Regions from separate parts of the Homo sapiens genome. Here region 2 is linked to region 1. A link is an interaction called in ENCODE POLR2A ChIA-PET data of the cell type or tissue named here. Cell type or tissue: MCF 10A. All regions are shown on one strand.

Region 1 (2,500 bases):
TCGCTCTGGGCCTTCCTGGGATGGCAGTGGGGTGAAGGGCTTGGCTTTCTGGGTTTTCCATCGATCTCTGGAGGATGCCTGCACACAGCAAGCCTCCCTTACTGGCTGGGAAAGTCCACAGAGAAGACAGCAAGCAGGATGCACTGGCTGAGGGGTGGGACGGCGTGCTGCTGGGGGGGCTGCCTTCAGGGAACCCTTGTATGACTGTTTCAGGGAGTGGCTCAATCTTTTGTAGCCCCAATTCTCAGATCTGCCAGATGTTCATTCCCAATGCCCAGACACTGCCACGAGATTTGCTAAACAGATCCCCCTCACCTTGCCTTGCTGCTGCCTAGTTTAAGGAGTCATGTTCCGCGCTGACTCCTTCTGGAGTCTTGAAATAGCCTCATCGGCGCCCCCGTGTAAAGTCACTTTGTGCTTCCACGTGCCCTGCAATAACTGAGCACCTGATTTACACATACACAAATGGCTTTTGTGTCATCACAAAATGTACCAAGTTGGAGAAGTGTCTTCCTAACCAATCATATAGTGTGTTTAGCCGGTTTTAATTCAACAAGGTGAGGGGCAGACTCCCACAGCATGGTGCCTCTTCCGGGAGACGGCACAGGGCAGCGGCTGACTGCAAGGTCTCCAGTTGCCCCTCATGGCATCTCCGCTTGTGTGCCCTAGTACAAGTGACTGAAGTTCTTGAGCCTCAGCTCAAGCTGTTCATCTTTAAAACGGGGATGAAAACAATAGCCCCTCCCCCATAAGGTTTCTGCGACGTTCCGCGAGACGCAGAGCGCTGCGTGCAAGTCCTCCGCATGGTGCTGGTGCGGACGACCTCTCGGCCAGCAGCAGCCGTCCTCTCCTGCCCTCCCAACAATCCAGGAACTGCCCTAAATAACAGTACTGGGGCATTCAGTAGGGGCCTAATACATATTTGCTGATACGTATTTTAGTAGGCACCTAATACATAGTCTAGGCACTGTATTAATTAAGGTGTCTAGAATATTACCTGACTCACAGAAGCGTCTCAGTTTTGAGTGTGGATGGGTAAGAGACGAACTTCACCCACTGCATGGGTTCAGGTCCAGACACTGGGGAGGGAGGCTCAGGGAAATGACCAGGGGTGTGGGCTGCCAAGGAGGGGGCAGCTAGCAAGGAGAAAGCAAGGAGAGTCGGCCTCTCTTGGACAAAGGGGCCTGGCCTGCTCTGCCTCTGCCTCTGCAGCTGTGAGCTCACGTTCTGGTATTCAAGCTATGCAGTCGTGCTGGGACAAGAGCCAAACTGGAAAGGTACCTTCACGGGGCAGGGAGACACAGGGAAAACCTTCTGATCACCATGAAGCCCTTGCTGTGCCCCTTGGGCTCTGCAGATGCCAGGAGCTGCATCAGGGCTCATGGTCACACCATTTACAACAGGCCCCCATCTCTACCGATTCCCCAGAGCAATACTTCCAGCCCCTTATGATCACGCTTACCCACAGGGGCAGAGAGAAAGGCAGGGCGGGCCATTCCACAGAAACGCCGCCTCATCACAGCCTGGAGTTTATTTTAGGATCTGGCTCGTGCCCGGGTTTGCTTCTGACGAGCTGCTGCTCTCTGTGCAGCAGGAACTTTTATTTATAGCCAGAATAAGACTGTTTGGGCTGAGGATTTTAGAACGGGAAGGGCTGCCTGTCTGAGACTTGCAAACTTCTGCACAAGATCTAGGGGTGCCAGTTAGGAGAGGGGTGCCTGGCCCCCAATGTCAGCCCTGGTCACATAGCCAGTCGAAACACAGCAGGGACTGCCTCATGAGGACGAGAACAACTATTCCTACCTCATGCTTCCTGCTAGGCAGATGTAAGTGTTGCACGGATCATCTCAATTAACGTACACACAGTGCCTTACTGTTCTTATTACTGATGAAAATACTGAGGCTGGGAGGGGAGACCACGTGCCTAATAACACAGCTGGCAAGAGGTGGCGTGGGTATGGCTGATATCACAATCAGTTCGTGTTTTCTGAAATACTGAGGTGTATCCTGGACGAGACAGGCCCTAACCATGCAATCCCACAGCTCTGCAGGGTACAGCCTCACCAAATCTGCAGAGTTCCTTAGCTGAGTGCTTTGTGACACCAGGCATGCAAAGCCCAGTGAGCTGAGACTTGATCCATAAGCCAGGATGGAGAGAGGGGTGCACTGGCCAGAGTGTGGCAGGACAGGCAGGGAAAAGGTGGAATCAGTAACCAGCTCCTTTGGAAACACACCCCTGAAAGCCACTGGGCCCCGGAGTCGAAACGATGCTGGAGGCTGATGACCTCATATGCGAGCGTGTGGCCAATTCATTAAAAGGCAAAGCTGCCTGAAGCTGGCCAGGCACCAGTTTTTTTTCTCACAAGTAAAATACTTAGAAAAGGCACTAGTTTTCGGTGACACCTTCTCTCTATTATAGTCCTGGCATGGAAAAAGGATTAGGGATGGGCTCTGTGTTGCCTTAGCAAGAAAGCAGGAAAGATCTTTTTCTTCCTTTCTT
Region 2 (2,500 bases), 120 kb after region 1:
GCCTTGGTTTGTAAACACAGGGCAGAACGAGCATTACCTAAGAGCGCTTTGCTCCTGCACATCCCAAAGAACCAGGCAGTCACTACAAGTGGAAGCTCAAAGAACATGCACTCAAGTGGAAGCTCAAAGAACGTGCACTCAAGTGGAAGCTCAAAGAACGTGCACTGACCAATGGATGCGGCATCAGAACCGAGTGGCGGCTCAGCCTTCACGGTGTCCTGGCGTTCTCCCAGTGGTGTTCTGGGAATTTGATCCTAACCTCATCATTAGTGTTCAGAGGACTACAGGAAAACACAGAACCCCCAACTAACTGCACACCACTGATCAGATATTGGTCCTACTAATGTACCAAGAAACATCCTAATTGGCAATTTGAAACCACAATAAGCTACGTCTAAAGATAATTTGAGACTTGGAACCAGAAACTAAAATTCATTCTATGATAATATTAACTAAATTCACTCATTCTTTTAGTAAGTATTTACTGAGCACCTATTGCGTTCAAGGCACCGTAATGGCACCGCAGTGGTAGACACACTCCCTCACGGAGCTAATCATCTGTTTAACATTTCACTTGTTGATTTTTTAACTTGCAGAAAGGAAACTGGGGCTTTGATTTTGAATGAGTGAAACATCATTCTACTCAAGCATTGATCTGGGGCATTTCCATGGAATTTACTATATGTTAGAGGAAGAGAAGGCACAAAGAGCCCAGAGGAAGTTGATTTTGGTAGAGGCAGCTGTGAGAGCATCGAGGAAGTGGGTTTTCACATTGTGTTTGGGGTGGAGGGTCCAAGGAGGAGCCTCGGCCACAGCTAAGCAGGAAGGACTGCATTCAAAGAGGCTTCCCCATTAGTGGTTACCTAATGGCCTTCTTATGTATAAAAAAGGGCCTGCAGTCACGCATGCGGGGCTTCAAACCTAGATGACGGGTTGATAGGTGCAGCAAACCGCCACGGCACATGTATACCTATGTAACAAACCTGAACGTTCAGCACATGTATTCCAGAACTTAAAATTTAAAAAAGCCGGGGCGGGGGCGGGGGGGGGGGTGGTGCGGGGTTGGCGGGGGCAGTGGCTACAGCTTAAAAACACAAACAGAGGAGCGCTCCTTTTGAGTCCCACTCCTTCCTGGCACTGATGGGGAAAATAAGCCCCAGGAAAGGGTAAGAATCACCCAAGGACACAACTAAGATGTTCTCAAACAGATGACCAGAAACTAAGATGACTGGCCTGCTGGATGACAGATCCCTTAATAATTCACAAACGGTGGGTTTTATTTATTTACTCATAAAACAGCCTTTGGGGCAAGACGGGTGACGAGTCAGAGGAACACCTGTCCCGGCGGCGAGGCGGCCGCGGGGTGGGGCAGGCGGTGGGTTGTCAGGCCTCTCCTCTTTCCAGAGCGTGATCTTATCCTGGCCATGGGGAACACGCTCAGCTGGCCTGAGGTAAGACCCAGCCTGGCACTCAAGGCAATCTCCAATCCGGGCTACTTTGGGAGACATTTTTCTGCAAGCTCACACATGACTCATCTCTACAGACCTCCTATAAGGTCTCTTGGCTACAAGGAATCCCATTCAAACCGCCTCTGCCAACAGCTGCTCTGGAGACCAGGAAACATTTGGGGTTGCTGTGGTTGATTTTTCTAAAAACACACTTAGCTGGCATTAGTGCTATTTCTTATCTCTCTACAGCACTGTTAATGTGACTAGTATTACGAGTATCAGACGCAGTCTAAAGACTGTAGTGAGCCTCCCTTAATTTCATTGGTAGATCTTTTTTTTCAAAGATCAGAAAAGAGATTGAGAAGCCTGAAGAATTAAGATGGAAAGCTGTGTCCCCAGCAACCAGGGAGGCTCTAACCAGTGCTCTATAAAGGCAAGAAAGGGGGCCGGTTCCCCATTCCACTTCTCCAGGGCATGACCTTGGGCAAACAACCAAATTTCCCTGGGCCTTAGCTGCCCTGAGGGGCAAAAGAGGGATACTCCGCCCTGCCCTCACCCCCTGGGCTGTTGTGAGGATGAAATGAAATGAGGTAGTCTATAAATGCATTCTGAAAACCACAGGAAATTGCAGAGATGTTCAAGATCGTTCTGATTCTACCCCTGGACTGTGGCCTCCAGGGACAGGTTCCTGCTGGCTCCCTGCCACGAGGCATCACTTGGTGTTTGCCAACAAGGAGGCACTCAGTAAGTGTTAAAACGGGTGAGTGAAAGGAGGCAGAGCAGGTGCCATCAAAATGTCTCATTGCTTGACTGAGTATACTTTGACGACAAAAATTCCTAACTATGGAGGAAAAAGGAAGTACAAATTTGACGAGTTTAAAATTGATCGAAATACAATGACTGCCAATCTAAGAGGACCTCTTTCTCAGGCCACAAAAATGAGTAGCCCTACATCATAGGGCCTGTACTCTTAGTATCTGTTCTGAGAAAATATATCATGACAAAAATGTGACCATGAAATGCAGTCATTATAAATTTCTTTTCGATTTACA

What was found. Peaks named below come from ENCODE experiments on the same cell type or tissue, not always from the same donor. Only the 100,000 strongest peaks of a DNase experiment are listed, where the experiment ranks them.
Region 2: POLR2A ChIA-PET joins it to region 1 with 41 read pairs; 13 of 35 experiments call an interaction of 5 or more read pairs at or near these places.

What each region holds. Positions count from the first base shown.
Region 1 is chr9:131,607,410-131,609,909 of GRCh38, forward strand. The region is part of intron 12 of RAPGEF1 (Rap guanine nucleotide exchange factor 1); the gene reads right to left. Among named protein-coding and RNA genes, the nearest start is that of PRRT1B, 63 kb to the left of the region's middle. In MCF 10A, no CTCF peak of the experiment used is centred here; a DNase peak (open chromatin) is centred at 1,252.
Region 2 is chr9:131,732,325-131,734,824 of GRCh38, forward strand. The region is part of intron 1 of RAPGEF1 (Rap guanine nucleotide exchange factor 1); the gene reads right to left. Among named protein-coding and RNA genes, the nearest start is that of RAPGEF1, 6.5 kb to the right of the region's middle. RefSeq lists silencers at 832-881, 1,258-1,552. In MCF 10A, no CTCF peak of the experiment used is centred here; DNase peaks (open chromatin) are centred at 1,497 and 2,147.